2 separate regions of the Homo sapiens genome follow, and region 2 is linked to region 1. A link is an interaction called in ENCODE POLR2A ChIA-PET data of the cell type or tissue named here. Cell type or tissue: GM12878. All regions are shown on one strand. Links, peaks and the distances in the headings refer to the core of each region. The heading gives the core; the rest is flanking DNA.

What was found. ChIA-PET counts read pairs that join two places held together with the same protein. Peaks named below come from ENCODE experiments on the same cell type or tissue, not always from the same donor. Only the 100,000 strongest peaks of a DNase experiment are listed, where the experiment ranks them.
Region 2: POLR2A ChIA-PET joins it to region 1 with 6 read pairs; 2 of 35 experiments call an interaction of 5 or more read pairs at or near these places.

What each region holds. Positions count from the first base shown.
Region 1 is chr11:1,800,014-1,808,348 of GRCh38, forward strand. LOC124902610 (a long non-coding RNA gene) reads left to right here. Exons shown (of 3, transcript XR_007062550.1): 2 at 3,850-4,065; 3 at 4,446-4,648. It also overlaps the pseudogene LOC390029. Among named protein-coding and RNA genes, the nearest start is that of SYT8, 31 kb to the right of the region's middle. In GM12878, for the core only: no CTCF peak of the experiment used is centred there; no DNase peak of the experiment used is centred there.
Region 2 is chr11:1,702,338-1,710,672 of GRCh38, forward strand. No RefSeq gene overlaps it. Among named protein-coding and RNA genes, the nearest start is that of KRTAP5-6, 9.3 kb to the left of the region's middle. In GM12878, for the core only: a CTCF peak has its summit at 4,449 (motif pointing right); a DNase peak (open chromatin) is centred at 4,934.

The DNA of each region.
Region 1 (8,335 bases), core at 207-8,206:
TACTTGTCAAAAGCAATACATTTAATTTTAAACATGTTTAGAGAAAATCCGTTCATAGATCAAAGAAGAAAAAACATATGATCATCTCATGGGCAATAGAAATTCTCCAGATAAATTCAGTATCTATTCATTATTTTTAAAAATGAATGTAATAGCCAACTAGACATCGCAGGGAACTTCCCCAACCTGGTAACAGCTACCAAAAATCTATGGCAAACGTTACACTTAATGGTGAAATATTAAAAGTATCCTTTCAAATCAAGAATATAACAGGAAGCCAGGTGCGGCGGCTCATGCCTGTAATTTCAGCACTTTGGGAGGCCAAGGCGAGCGGATCATGAGGTCAGGAGTTCGAGACCAGCCTGGCCAATATGGTGAAACCCTGTCCCTACTAAAAATACAAAAATGAGCCGGGCATGGTGGTGCACATCTGTAGTCCCAGCTACTCAGGAGGCTGAGGCAGGAGAATCGCTTGAACCCAGGAGGCAGAGGTCTTGGTGAGCCGAGATCGCACCATTGCACCCTCCAGCCTGGGCAACAAGAGCGTAACTCTGTCTCAAAAAAAAAAAAAAAACAAAAAAAACACAAGAACCTGTGTCCCTGTCAGAAGCAGTCACTGTGTCACAGAATAGCTGCCTTTTGTGTTGGTTCAAGGCACACACCACCCCCAGATGCTATCTTCATTCCTACTTGTTCACTTTTTTTTTCTTATACTTTAAGTTTTAGGGTGCATGTGCACAACGTGCAGGTTTGTTACATATGTATCCATGTGCCATGTTGGTGTGCTGCACCCATTAACTCGTCATTTAACATTAGGTATATCTCCTAATGCTATCCCTCCCCCTCCCCCCAACCCACAACAGGCCCCGGTGTGTGATGTTCCCCTTCCTGTGTCCATGTGTTCTCATTGTTCAATTCCGACCTGTGAGTGAGAACATGCGACTTGTTCACTTTTGATTGTTTTCCACACTGGAATGGAAGCTCCCTGAATGTTCACGGAATTCCCAGAGTCTCCGAGAGCTTGGCTGGAAGACGTTCGTGGTAACATCATCTTGAATAAGACATTGCCCCAAATTTCCTCAAGTATGTGACCTTACTTTTAACATAGTTTCTAATATCACGTCATTCTTATGATATCAATATATCTCCTTATATCAGTCTAAGTTGATCAGAAAACTATGCTGCCTGTCTCAGGATGTGATTAGCTAATATTTTATTTAGGATTTCTGCCTTCAAAATAAGACCGGTCTGTGACCTCCCTTTCTTACGCTGTCCTTATCTAATTTCTGTACTGAAGTTATGCTAGCCTCCTAAATGAATGGAAAAAAAAAACACAACAGCCTAAGCCTATTTTTATGCTGACTTGAAGAGTTGTGTAAGGTTGGACCTTCTGTTCTTTGACTTTTTCCTCCTTATGGTCACACTCTGGCTTCATTTATTCAAGGTGGTATTTATACTTAGGTTTTCTTTTTCTTCTTTGGTTGGTTTGTGTGTTATCTTTTTCCATGAATTTATTCATTTCAGCTACAATTGCAAATTGTTTGGCATATAGTTGCTCATGGCCTCCTCTTAGGACTTTTTAAAACTTTGGCGGCCTTTGGACTTGCAGCTCCTTTACACTCTTCTCTCTCTCTCACCCTCTCTCTCCCCTGCCTCCCTCCTTGATCAGTCTTGATTTGTCTTAACAGTTTGTCTTTATTAACCTCTTCACAGAACTAACTTGTGAATCATGGAAGCACTTCTAAAAGGTCTTTGTTTAGAATTTCATTAATTTTTATTGTATTTTTAAAAAATGATTTCCTTTAATTCCACGGGGGCCCGTGGGTTATTCTCTTTTTTCTTTCTCTTTTCTTTTTTTTTAAGGTGTGCACTTTTATTCAACTGGTCTAAGTCAGTGTACGGGTAGGCCCTGGCTACCTCCACCCACTCCCAGGGAGACCAAAAGCCTTCCTACATCTCAAGTTGGGGGACAAGAAAGGGGGGCCACAAAGGCTGATCATTCAAAATAAAACAAAATAAAAAAGTATTAAGGTGAAGATTTAAAAAATGTTGCAGACCAGGCACAGTGGCTCATGCCTGTAATCCCAGCACTTTGGGGGGCCGAGACGGTTGGATCACGAGGTCAGGAGATCGAGACCATCCTGGCTAATACGGTGAAAGCCCATCTCTACTAAAAATACAAAAAATTAGCCAGGCTTGGTGGCAGACAGACCCCTGTAGTCCCAGCTACTTGGGAGGCTGAGGCAGGAGAATGGCGTGAACCCGGGAGGCGGAGCCTGCAGTGAGCCGAGATGGCGCCACTGCACTCCAGCCTGGGCGACAGAACGAGACTCTGTCTCAAAATAAATAAATAAAATTTAAAAAAATTGCAATACATAATTTACACAAAAGCAATACTATCACCTCCCCTAATGTAAATATATGGACGTCTTCCAGCCAAGCTCTTGGAGTAAATATAAAAATAGGCTGTTTTTCTCCCCCTATTCATTTTAGGAGGCTAGCATAACTTCAGTACCAAAATTAGCTAATGGGCTCAGGAGAGGACTGGACCATTCTCCTTAGAGAGAAGTGGGGTGGCTTTTAGGAGGGCAAGAGACTTCCTGTGACATTGCATCTCACGACATTTGGAATGACTATTTAAAAAAAAGATCAATGTATAATCAAAGTCCTCGGCCACATTGTGAACTTTGGGGGATGCTCCCTCCAACCGACCGCTGTCACCTTCACCGTTCCAGTTTTTAATTCCTGAGTCAAGCCAAAAAAAACAAAAAAATCAAAAACAAACAAAAAACAAAAAAAAGCCACGCCCATCTCATCTTGTTTTCTGCACAAAGTTTTGTCAAGAAAGAGTGTACCACAGCTAAGTCCAGTCTGCCTAGAAGCATTTGCGGTGGAGGATGGAGGGGCCAGGCTCGTCATACGCCTGCTTGCTGATCCACATCTGCTGGAAGGTGGATGGCGAGGCCGGGATGGAGCCGCTGATCCACGCAGAGTATTTGCGCTCGGGAGGAGCAATGACGTTGATCTTCATCGTGCCAGGCGCCAGGGCGGTGATCTCTTTCTGCACCCTGTGGGTGATGCTGGGGTGCATGCTGGTCCCTCCAGACAGCACTGTGTTGGTGTACTGGTCTTCGAGGATGTCCATGTCACACTTCATGATGGAGTTGAAGATAGTTTCGTGGATGCCACAGGATTTCATGCCTGAGGGGGAAATGAGGGCCAGCCTCAGCTTCCACAGCATGGCCCCGAGGGTGACCTTCCTGTGGGCAGGGCCAGGAGGGGGTCTCCACTCACCCCGGAAGGAAGGCGGGAAGGGCTCCTCGGGGCAGCGGAACCGTTCGTTGCCAGTGGGGATGACCTGGCTGTCAGGCAGCTCATAGCTCTTCTCCAGGGAGGAGCTGGTGGTCGCCGTGGCCACCTCCTGCTTGAAGTCCAGGGCAACATAGCACAGCTTCTCCTTAATGTCACACGTGATCGCCCGCTCGGCCGTGGTGGTGAAGCCGTAGCCATGCGCAGTGAGATCTTTGTGAGGTAGTCAGTCTGGTCCCGGCCAGCCGGGTCCAGACACAGGATGGCATGGGGGAGGGTGTAGCCCTCATAGATGGACACTGTGCAGGTGACCCCGTCGCTGGAGTTCATCATGATGCCAGTGGTATGGCCAGGAGTGTACTTGGACAGCACGGCCTGGATGGCCACGTACATGGCCGAGGTGTTGAAGGTCTCAAACATGATCTGGGTCATCTTCTTTCTATTGGCTTTGGGGCTCGGGAGGCCTCGGTCAGCAGCACCGGGTGCTCCCGCAGCTCGTTGTAGAAGGTGTGGTGCCAGATCTTCTCCATGTCATCCCAGCTGCTGATGATGCCATGCTCGATGGGGTACTTCAGGGTCAGGATGCCTCTCTCGCTCTGGGCCTCGCCACCCACATAGAAGTCCTTCTGACCCATGCCCACCGTCATGCCCTGGTGTCTGGGGCACCCCACGATGGAGGGGAAGACGGCCCAGGGGGCATCGTCGTCGGTGAAGCTGGCCTTGCACATGCCAGAGGTGTTGTCTATGACAAGCAAGGTGATATTATCATCCATGGTGAGCTGGGTGGGTGTGGACAGACGGCAGGTGTGGAGGGCGGCGGGTGTGGAGGGCGGCGGGTGTGGACGGGCGGCGGGTGTGGACGGGCGGCGGGTGTGGAGGGCGGCGGGTGTGGAGGGCGGCGGGTGTGGACGGGCGGCGGGTGTGGACGGGCGGCGGGTGTGGAGGGCGGCGGGTGTGGAGGGCGGCGGGTGTGGAGGGCGGCGGGTGTGGACGGGCGGCAGGCGTGGAGGGTGGCGGAATGGGCCAGGGCAAGGCTCTGTGCTCACAGGGCGGACTTGGTCTGGGCCTTTCCTCCTTTTTCTAACTTCATAAGTGAGATGATTAGCTCATTAATTCCCACCTCTCCTCCTTTCCAGCTTAAAGCTATTGGTTTTCCTGGAAGCGCAGTCAGCCCTCCATATGTGCCTGTTCCACACTTGCGGATTCTACCAACTCCAGGTGGAAAACACAGTTTGACAAAGGCTGTGTCTGCACTGAATATGTCCATGTTCTTTCCTTGTTATTGTTCCCTAAACAATACAGTATAGCAACTATTTATGTGGCATTTACATCACATTAGGTATGGTAAGTAACCTAGAGATGATTTGAAGGAGACAGAAGGATGTGTGTAGATTATATGCAAACACAATAGCATTTCACATCAGGAACCTGAGCGCCTGTGGATTGGGGTATGTGTGGGAGGTCCCAGAACCTGTCCCCACTGATCCTGAGGGACGAATGTGCTGTTTGAGCAGCATCCTCAAGCTCTGATAGTATTTTCTGCTTTCATTATGCATTAGTTCTGAATTTTATGTAATTTCCAAGATGATTTATCCTTTGACCTCCAGCTATTTTAGAATGCCCTTTTTCATGTTAAAAATGCATGTTAGATCATCTTGTTGTTGTTGTTTTGGTTTTCTAATTTATTTGCAATCTGATCAGAGACAGGGGTCAATATGATACAAATTGATTGACATTTATGAGACTTACTTTATGGGCCAATAGGTAGTCAATTGTTACAAAGCTGAGCCTGGGCAGAACTCGAACTCTCTAATGGTTGGATCCTGGCAGCTCCATTGGTCTGTTAGATCAGGCTGGTAAATTATCATCCATATCAGTTTGGGCTCCAGAAATTGCAAGTGGCTGATGTCAGACTAACTCTCTGCAGAAAACAATGATAAATTCTGGACAACCTATTTTTAAAAACTATTTAAAGGAACTGGTGAGCCATTGAAACCAGGCAGAAACTGATGGGGTTCAATGTGAGGGAAAAGGCTGGGTCAAGGTCACATTTTTGGGGTTTCTGTCCCAAAGGCACACTCCAGCCCCCTGAGCCAGGCAGCGGGGCTTCAAGCAGCCAGGGTGAATTTCACTGGAGTTGGGGGTCAGAGGATGAGGGGGTTGGGGTGAGAAAAGAAATCTCAGCTAGGAGGGAGCTACAGGGAGGGGACACCCAAATCTTCATCTAACTGATTCCAAATCCTAGGCCTCTAACCCCCAAAACCAAATCTGCACGGAGAGAACTCAAGGAGCCTGGTGAAAGTGGCAGCTGAAAAGATAACCACCCTCATCAAGGACACGCGGAGCTCAGCCTCCGAGTCACACCAGCGTAGGGAAGCGTGATCACCACCTTCATCAAGGACACGCGGAGCTCAGCCTCCGAGTCACACCAGTGTAGGGAGGCGTGATAACCACCCTCATCAAGGACACGCGGAGCTCAGCCTCGAGTCACACCAGTGTAGGGAAGCGTGATAGCTGCCTTGGACATCTGTCAAGACCCCAAGGGTCATTCCTTAGGGGCACAGAGTAAGCTCCAAGATAGGATGTTCCCCCGAGACACATCTAGATATCCCGATAACTCTTAAAGAACTCGAATTTATAATTAAAATCTCCCAAATAAGAAATCTCGAGGCCCAGCTTGTCTCCCTGGAGATTTCCATCCAACATTGAAACAGAATGAGGCCAGGCATGGTGGCTCACACCTGTAATCCCAACACTTTGGGAGGCTGAGGCAGGTGGATCACCTGAGGTCAGGAGTTCAAGAACAGCCTGGCCAACATGGTAAAACCCCGTCTCTATTAAAAAATACAAAAAATCAGCCAGGGCTGGTGGCACACGCCTGTAATCCCAGCTACTTGGCAGGCTGAGGCAGGAGAATCACTTGAATCCAGGAGGCGGAGGTTGCAGTGAGCAGAGATCATGCCATTGCACTCTAGCCTGGGTGACAAGAGTGAAACTCTGTCTCAAAATAATAAATAAATAAATAAAAATAAAAAGAATGAGGATAAATTCTATGCAATCTCTTCCAGGAAACAGAAGAGGAGGAGGCATTTCCTAGCTTATTTATGAAACCAGCCTTAGCGTGATGTCAAAACATTCAAAAGTTTAAAGAAGTCTTATAGACTCTCGTATCTTAACCCAATGGAAATTAGAAACCAAATTAATCAATTTTAAAAAGACCTAGAAAATTTCCCAAATATTTGACAAAGAAAAAAATCACATAGGAAATTAGAAAACATCCGACCCAAATAAAAATGAAAATACAATGCATCAAAATTTGTGAGGTGCAGTTTACACTGTGCTTACAAGGAATGGGTAGCTTTAAATGATTTTACTAGTAAAAAAAAAAAAAAGATTTGAAATCACTCGTCTAACCTTCCAACTAAAAACAAAAAAGAAGAGCAAATTAAACCAACTTCGGTGGAAGAAAGGAAATGACAGTGCAGAAATCAAAATCAAAATAAAAATAATAGTAAAAATAATAGGGGATAATTAACAAACTGATTAAAAACCCTAGCAAAACTAATGTTTAAAAAGGCAGAAAAAACAATTTACCAACAGCAGGAATGAGAGGATGTTGGGAGATCTCTCTGCATCGAGCTCTCACACTTCCGTCCTGGACTACGGAAGGAGATTAAAATATGCTTCACTGGGGCCGGGCGCGGTGGCTCACGCCTGTGATCCCAGCACTTTGGGAGGCGGAGGCGGGCGGATCACGAGGTCAGGAGATCGAGACCATCCTGGCCAACACGGTGAAACCCCGTCTCTATTAAATACATGAAATTAACCTGGTGTGGTGGCGCGCGCCTGTAGTCCCAGCTACTCAGGAGGCTGAGGCAGGGGAAGCACTTGAACCCAGGGAGTGGAGATGGTACCACTGCACTCCAGCCTGGTGACAGAGCGAGACTCCGACTCAAAAAAAAAATTAAAAATAAAAATTAAAAATGCTGCACTGGCTGGCATATTAACTATGAGTTAAAAGTACTTGGAAAACAGCAGGTACAGAAAGATCACCTTGACCTTTGTGCCGTTTCTTAAAAGCAGGAGCTGAAATTCCCACGTGAAATCTGCAACACCCTTATCTTCAAGAACGAGAAATCTAAGAGAATTCTGTACAGCCCTTGTTAGACTAGCTCTTATCTCTTAAGCCTCCCCGCCTAACTCGCTTGCTTCTTCACAGTTTGTTTCTTCGTTTCCTTAGGAAGGCTCCTGAGCCACATAGAACTTCTTTTGAATAAATGTGTGCGCCTTTCTCCTGTCGATCTGTTTCATGCCAATTTAATTCTCGGGCCATGCCAGGACCCCAAGAGGATGGAGGTGGAGTTCTGCCACCTTCTACTATCTTTCCAGGGATGTTTGCAGAACCTTAGCAGAGGCAGTGTCTCCCTGCAGGGCGGAGGGCAGATTGTCCTGGATAATAAAGATGGGGTCCCCCTATGGGCCAAATAAAGATAATGTCTCCCTCCAGAGTGAGACTCCGTCTAAAAAAAAAAAAAAGATAATGTCTCCCTCTGGGCAGGTTTGATAGCAGGTCTTTATGAAATATTGGGGCTTCCTAAACTTGGGGTTCCTCGTCTGGGACTCAGAACTACCACATCCAAAGCACCTGCCTGAGCTGTTCCTCATCCCCCGTGAGACTTGGGGACCAGCACGAAGCTCCTGCTGCCTGACGAGCTTGAGGAATCGAGTGCTTGCTCTCCGGGAGTCTCTGCCTGCACCTGGGCAACTGAGCGAGATATATGTTAGCTGGGTGGGAGGGCACATGGAGGGAGGAAATGGAAAACCTGCACAAATGGAGAGACAGACCATCACGTCCAGTAATCGGAAGACTCGAGGGTGTTAAGGTGGCAGCTATCTTCAGATTTCTCTACAGATTTTACACAATCCAAATCAAATACCATCAGGATTCCAAAACATATGTGGAAAGGCAAAGGAACTAGAAGAGCCAAATTAATGTTTACAAAGTTGGGAGGGTCATACTACTCCA
Region 2 (8,335 bases), core at 133-8,132, 98 kb before region 1:
AACTCAAGAAGGAAGAGGGAGCCTGAATATCTCTATCAAGAAACAGAATTTGTAGTTAAAAGCCTTCCCACACAAAAAAACCCTTCAAGGCCAGATGGTTTCATTGGTTAATTCTACATAACCTTCAAGGAACAAATAATCTGAAAGCAAGCAGGAAAAAATATATAAATTTATGGATAAGTGTGTATGTATGCATATAAAATTAGAAATCAATGCAATAGAAAATAGCAAAACAACGGAGAAAATTTATTCAACCAGCCAGGCGTGGTGATTCACGCCTATAATCCCAGCACTTCGGGAGGCCGAGGTGGGTGGATCACTTGAGGTCAGGTGTTCGAGACCAGCCTGGCCAACACGGCAAAACCCCATCTCCACTAAAAGTACAAAAATTAGCCTGACGTGGTGGCCCATGATTGTAATGTAAGCTACTTGGGAGGCTGAGGCAGGAGAATAGCTGAACCCAGGAGGCAGAGGTTGCAGAGAACTGAGCTGAGATCGTGCCACCACACTCCAGCCCGGGCAACAGAGTGAAATTCCATCTCAAAAAAATAAAAAAAATAAAACAAGAAAATTAATTAAACCAAAATCTGGTTCTTTGAAAAGATCAATAAAGATCAATAAATAAAGATCAAAAAAGATAAGCCTGTAGCAAGACAGACAAGAAAAAAGAGCAGACACACATGACCGAGGTGTGTGTGGGATATCACCATGTTGGCCAGGCTGGTCTCAAACTCCTGACCTCAGGTGATCCACCTGCCTTGGCCTCCCAAAGTGCTGGGATTACAGGAGTGAGCGTGCCCGGCCCAAAACTGTTCTATATGATACTGTGATGGTGAATAAATGGCATTCCACGTTCATCATTTGTGTTGTAGAACGTACAACATGAAGAGTGGAGGTGAAGGTTAGGTCTGGACTTTGGGTGCTCACCACGTGTCAATGTTGGCTCATCAATGATGACAAATGGGCCACCCTAGTGTAGGATGCTAACAGCAGGGGACGTTATGTAGGTGTGGCAGCAGGTGAAATACGGTAATTTTCTATACATTCAACTCAATTTTGCTGTGAACCTAAAACTGCCCTAAAACATAGTGTGTTTTCTGAAATACGTCCAAAAATAAAAAGTTATAAATCTAACAAAATATGTACAGAATGCACATGTTATAAATACAAAACACTGATGAAAGGAATCAAAAAATACCTAAATAAGTGGAGAGAGTCGTGCATTCATAGATTTGAAGACACAAAATAATAAAGACGTCAACTTCCCCAAAACTGATGTGCAGATTTAATTGGATTCCAACAACAATCTTAGCAGGATTTTTTGGTAGATATTCATAAGCTGTTTATGAAATTTATGAGGAAAGGCAAAAGAAAATAGAATAACCTCAAGGATCTAGAACTAGAAATACCATTTCACCCAGCCATCCCATTACTGGGTATATACCCAAAGGATTATAAATCATGCTGCTATAAAGACACATGCACACGTATGTTTATTGCAGCACTATTCACAATAGCAAAGACTTGGAGCCAACCCAAATATCCATCAATGATAGACTGGATTAAGAAAATGTGGCACATATACACCATGGAATACTATGCAGCTATAAAAAATGATGAGTTCATGTCCTTTGTAGGGACATGGATGAAACTGAAAACCATCATTCTCAGCAAACTATCGCAAGGACAGAAAACCAAACACCACATGTTCTCACTCATAGGTGGGAACTGAACAATGAGAACACTTGGACACAGGAAGGGGAACATCACACACTGGGGCCTGTCGTGGGGTGGGGGGAGGGGGGAGGGAGAGCATTAGGAGATATACCTAATGTAAATGACGAGTTAACGGGTACAGCACACCAACATGGCACATGTATACATATGTAACAAACCTGCACGTTGTGCACATGTACCCTAGAACTTAAAGTGTAATAAGAAAACATTTAAAAAAGAAAAGAAAATAGAATAGCCAAAACAATTTTGAAACAAGAAATATAGTTGGAAGAATGACATTAGCTGACTTTGAGACATTCCATAAAGCGACAGCAATGTAGACAGTGTGGTATGGGCAGAGGGGTAGACACACAGATCAAGGGAAAAGCACGGAGTTGAGATGTCACTCGCACACACAAGACTGCGCTAATTTATGACAAAGGGGCAAGACAACTAAATGGAGAAGTGTCTGCTGCAATCACAAAATACCTGTGACTGGGTATTTTACAAACAATAGAAGTACATTTCTCACAGTTTTGGAGGCTAGACGTCCCCAGATCAAGGTGCCAGTATTCTGCATCTGGTGGAGGCTCTTTGCTGTGTCCTTTTGGTGGAAAACATAAGGGGCAAAAAGGACCCAAGCTCATCCCCCCCAGCCCTTTAATGAGGCACTAATCTATGCCTGAGAGCAAAGCCCTGACTTGATCACTTCTCAAGAGACCCCACCTCTTAGTAACACCATAACAGGGGTTAAGTTACAGCGCATGAATTTTGGGGAACGCATTCATACCAGCGCGCGAAAGGAGAACCGTTTCCAAAAAATGGCATTGGAACAATTGAACCGCCGTAGACAAAACGAAAACAAAACCTCAACCTCAACCTCATACTTTATATAAAATTAACTCTATGCCCATCATAGACCTAAATGTTGAATATAAAACAATAAAACATTTGGAATAAAACAGGAGAAAGTCTTAGTGACCTTGAATAATAAAAACACACTGTGTAAGAAATAATAATGTGAGTGAAATTCAGTGTCCTTTAAAGATAAAAGGTCACGTCATAAGGAGAGAGACACACTTGGCAGTGCTCCTGGTTGCTGGTGGAGGACCAAGTGAGTCCTTATTTAGAAGGGACATTTTTTTTTTCTGTGCCATTTTCTTCATCGAACATTTAGTCCTTTGAAAGCTTGTGATTATCTTATGTTCAAATGCTATGAAATAATAAAGTCACAGGGCAGTCCCACTGCAGCGTGACAATGAGGGGGAACTCCAGAGATCCACTTCCATGTGAAACTGGTGAAGACTTTAAAAACAAAAACAAACGAAACCCCACCCCCAACAACCATTTAAAGCATCTGCAAATGGCCCTGTAGCCATTTCAAATAGAGAAACATTTATTCAAGAAAATCGACTAAAGCTTAGTGAGAACTGTGTGAGTCTGTGGTATCTGAGCCAATGCGTGTGCCCTCTCCCAGCCCAGTGAGACAGAAGCTCCACTCCAGGCTGTACAGCCAGGAATGCAAGACTATCTCTCCTCCAGTTTCTGTAATTGCCCGACAGGCTCTTCCCGCCCGCTGCACAGACAAAACCAGTTCACTCTGAGAACATGGTATTGCAGTAAATGAAATGTTTAATTAACGCAAGGCCTGCCAGGTGGAAGAACTGGAATGATCACTCAAACCCGTCTCCCTGAAGGCTTGAAGGTTAGGGTTTTTCCAGGACAGTGTGGTGGGTGGGGGGCTGGGGAATGGGTGCTCCTCATTGGTTGCGGGGGCAATCACAGGGGTGTGGAAAATGGTCCTTGTGCCCTGAATCTGCCTCTGGGTGGATAACAACCCCAAAGTGAAAGCAACCCAGACATCCTTCAACGGGTGAACGGTTAAACAAGTCGTGAGTCACGAGTCTGCATGGGGTCAGTTGGAAAACCACCTCAAAAGACCAATCTTAATTCTACCACAGTGATATTATCTATAGGAGCAACTGGGGAAGCCACAAATCTTGTGATCTCTGGACAAATGACTCCTAAGCAGAGGGGGATTATAGAAACTATGCCTATATTTTAGCAGAACTCATGCCCTCCTGTAATTCTAATCTTGTGGTCTTTCATTAGTCCTATAAAGGCAGTTTCAGCTCCCCAAAAAGGAGGGGATTTGTTTTAGGGCGGGACCGTTATCATCCTTGCTTACAAGTTAAACTATAAACTAAATTCCTCCCATGGATATAATAGAGGCAGGAGGCAGACAAATCCCAGGCAGATGGGGGTGGGTCCCCAGTGAAACCTCACCTTCAAGCCAAAACATCCTGAAACCTGCAGCCCAGAGTGAAAACTTCTATTCTTGTTTGCCTGCTCGCTCCGGATTGGTTCATTTTGAATAATGCCTTTTTAACCAATCAAATACTGCCTTTTCCAATACTACCTATGGCCTGGCCTGCCCCCGTCCTGGGCCTATAAAGACTCCAGACTCAGTTGGTAGAGAGAGAGAGAAGGCCTGACTTCAAGGAAGAGATCTCCTGACTTTGGGGAAGACGACCTGCCCTCCCTGTCCCCTTTCCAGTTCCCCTCTCTGCTGAGAGCTGTTTTCATTGCTCAGTAAAAGTCTCCACTTTCACCATCCTTCAATCACCAGCATGACCTCATTCTTCTTGGACGCTGGACAAGAGCTCAGGACCCACAGAGTGCAGGTACCTAGAAAGGATGTCACCCGGGCCCTTTGCCCTCGCCAGCAGAGGGCAGCTGCCCCACGCGATGAGGCCAGGGGCCGACCGAGCTGCTAACACATTGCCCTCCATTGGGATGTGGATGGTGGAACTATAAGAGCTGATTAGAGCACTAACACCCCCTCTGGGGCTTCGGGGTTGCGGGCACCCTTGTCTGGGCACTGCCATGTTCTCCTCGAGGTGACACACCTGGTCTGGCTGTGGGCCCCACGTGGAGTTTGCTCCCGTGTCAGCGTTCAGAGTGGCTGGCCAGATCCCACACTTGCTCGCTCATGCACTCCCTCCCGCAAGGGGCTGAGCATGCTGGGCCAAGTAGATGAGGAGCCTCTGCTGTGAGTCCAGCAAAGAGGCTGAGAAAAAATCCTGCATCAGTTAGCTTGGCCTGAGTCCAGGAATAAGCAAGGACAACCAGCCTATGAGCCAGAAGCAAGATGGAGTCAGCCATGCTAGACCTCTCTCGCTGTCAAAAGGTAGTTTCACTTCCAGTTGGTGAGGCTCTCTTCCTGTGAGGGTCAGTGTGCTAGCATCCTGCCCCCAGCTACCTGTGTCTCAGGCTGAATTCTGAGTGAGTGTGTCCGAGAGGTGAGGGTCCCTTCCTCTACTCAGCCTCAGGTCTCACTCATGCAGCAAAGGCTGCCCTGGGTTCATCATGCTGAGAATCCTGGGTCTCGGGTCTCTGGTCACCTTTGCTCCAGCTTATGGGAGGGGTTCATGCTGAGAGAGGCAAGCTGAGGACACCTGGAGCTGCTGCCCATCACTCAAGTGTCCAGCTTCTAAAGTAGGCATGACACCAGTGAGCCAAGATCCCTGCCGTCAGTTCCAGAGCTGTGGCTTAGAGATTTTGTCCAGGGAGAATGGCAGGATGTAGAACAGAGGATCTCCTAGTCTCTCCCAAAAGGAACTGACTTCATTTGCAACAGAGTATGAAGTTCAAACCTAAGGGTGCTCTCAGAGTCAGTGGCGGTTGTGGTGAAGGGCAACTGGGAGAAGATTGATAGATTCTTTAGAGACGTAGCCTAACTCTAAGATGGCTAGTTTTCTGGAGAGAAATGGAGAAAGAGAGAGCTGGGAAGAGACTTTCTGGGTTAGTAAGAAATCTCAAGCACTGGCCTTTCCTTTCAAAGGAGTCAGAATTTGATTGGATTAGTCTGTGAAGCAATTTATTCCCTAGGGTGATGTCAAAAACAATCGAGCAACCAGCTTGCAATGACGAATTTAGCAGCTGGGTTTGGTCAGGGAAAGAGACGAAGAGAGCCTTCCCACACCCCCATCATATCAAGGTGGACCTGCCCACTACTTCTCAGGGGAAACAGACTTTACTGCAGTATTCCAGTCATTGCAGCTTTCACCTAAAAGCTTTCACACAATTGCTTTGGGCTATTCATAATAGCCCCACACTGAAAATCCAGGCGTCCTTCAATGGGCGAACAGTTAAATAAGTTGGGGCTCGTTCAGCTTATGGAATATGTTTAGCAAGAAAAAGGAATGAACTATTGATACATACCACAGCCTGCTAATCTCCAGAGAATCATGCTGAATGAAAAATAAAAAGCCAATTCAAAAGGTTACATGCTGTTTTATTTCAGTTACATAACATCCTTGAAATGAAAACTTTATAGAAATGGATAACCAATTAGTGTCTCCTAGGGTTTATCGCCCAGGGTTCCGGCAGTGATGAATGTGGTCTGTGTTTTGAAAATATCGATGCCAATATTCTGATTGTGATATTGTTCCGTAGTTTTGCAAGGAGTTACCATTGAGGGAACTGGATAAAGGGTTCATGATATTCTATTATTTCTTACAACTGCATGCAAACCTAAAATAATCTCAAAATAAAAAGATTAATATATTAAAAAAAGAATTAGGATACTTCTGCTTTGGGTCAAGATAGAGCAACAGAGAATAAATATACAATTGTAAATGTAAAACAACAACAACAAAACCAAGACAAACACATTATTCTCAAGAGGTAGACAACAGACAAGAAAGGACTGGGAGGTGAGCCCTGGGACGTGAGCCCTTCAGTGGCCCCAGGTTTCAGCCCTCAGAGTGTTTCCAGGTCATGGCGCAGGGAGAGGAGACCCCGGGGAAGCTCAGTGTATTCCTTGAGTTGAGCATTTGTGAAGACCAAGGCAGCCCGAGGTCACAGGGCAGAGCATCGGAGAGTGGAGCGCTGCACAGGGAGCTGGGAGACATGCGGAGGGTCCCCTCTTCAGTCCTCAGCAGGGCACTGAATGGCACATGCGTGGGAGAGAACTACTTGAAGCCAGGGAAAGAACCAGCAGAGAGGACCAAAGGGAACTGTGCCAGGCGCGCACACAGGGCTGGGGACAGTGACTGACCCCAGCAGAAAGGCTGGAAAATTCCACAATTCATGGAGCATGTGGGTGGAATATTGAGAAGGGTCTCAACAGTGGAGAATAAATAACCTTCTACTAAGAATCTTCCCTCCATAATTGCTAGAAAAAGCAGATGGAAACTAAATAAGAACACAGGGCCGGGTGCGGTGGCTCACTCCTGTAATCCCAGCACATTGGGAGGCCGAGGCGGGCGGATCACGAGGTCAGGAGATCGAGACCATCCTGGCTAACACGGTGAAACCCCGTCTCTACTAAAAATACAAAAAATTAGCCAGGCGTGGTGGCGGGTGCCTGTAATCCCAGCACATTGGGAGGCCGAGGCAGGCAGATCATGAGGTCAGGAGATCGAGACCATCCTGGCTAACACGGTGAAACCCCGTCTCCACTAAAAATACAAAAAATTAGCCGAGCGTGGTGGCGGGCGCCTGTAGTCCCAGCTACTCGGGAGGCTGAGGCAGGAGAATGGTGTGAACCCGGGAGGCAGAGCTTGCAGTGAGCCGAGATCGCGCCACTGAGTTCCAGCCTGGGCGACAGAGCGAGACTCCGTCTCAAAAAAAAAAAAAAAAAAAAAAAAGAACACAGAAGGCTTGAACAACGCTTTAAACCAGCAGGATGTAGTCAGCGTTTAGAGGTCACTCCACCCAATAACAGCAGAATACACACTCTCTTCAAGTGCACAGGGAACATTTACCAACATAGACCATATTCTGGGCCAGAAAAAAAGTCTCAACAGATTTTAAGAGGTCCAAGTCCCACAGAGTATATTATCTGACCCTATGGAATTCAATCCCACATATTTGGAAACTAAATAGCATACTGCTAAGTAATCCACGGGCCAAAGAATAATTAAAAGAGAAACCCAAAATTATTTCAAACTAAAAGAAAATCAAAGCTACATCTAAATTTGTGTTTTCACAAATTTATAGCATTAAATGTCCATGTTAGAAAAGAAGTTTTCCAGGTTGGACATGGTAGCTCATGCCTATAATTCCAGCATTTGGGAGGCTGAGGAGAGAGGATTGCTTGAGCTCAGGAGTTCGAGACCAGTCTGGGAAATATAGTGAGCCCTTGTCTGTACTAAAAATCAAAAATATTAGCTGGGTGCAGTGGTGCATGCCTGTAGTCCCAGCTACTCAGGAGGCTGAAGGTGGGAGGGTCACTGGAGCCTAGGTTGTTGAGGCTATAGTGAGCCGTGATTGTGCCACTGTACTACAGCCTGGGTCACAGAGCAAGACCGCATCTGGAAAAAAAAAAAAAGAAAAGAACAGCAACAAAAATAAGTTTTCCAATTCATGACCTCAGTTTTCACCTTAAGTAATGAGAGAAAGGAGCAAATAATTAAAAAAAAAGAAAAAAAGTACATTTAAAGGATCAGAGTGAACAATCAATGAAACACAGAACAAAAATAGAGAAAATCAGTGACGCCAAATCTCATTCTTTGAGATCAATAAAACTGATAAATTCTTAGCTAGACTCATCAAGGGGAAAAAGGGAGAGAAAAGACACAAATTACTAACATCAGGAATGACAACAGCATAA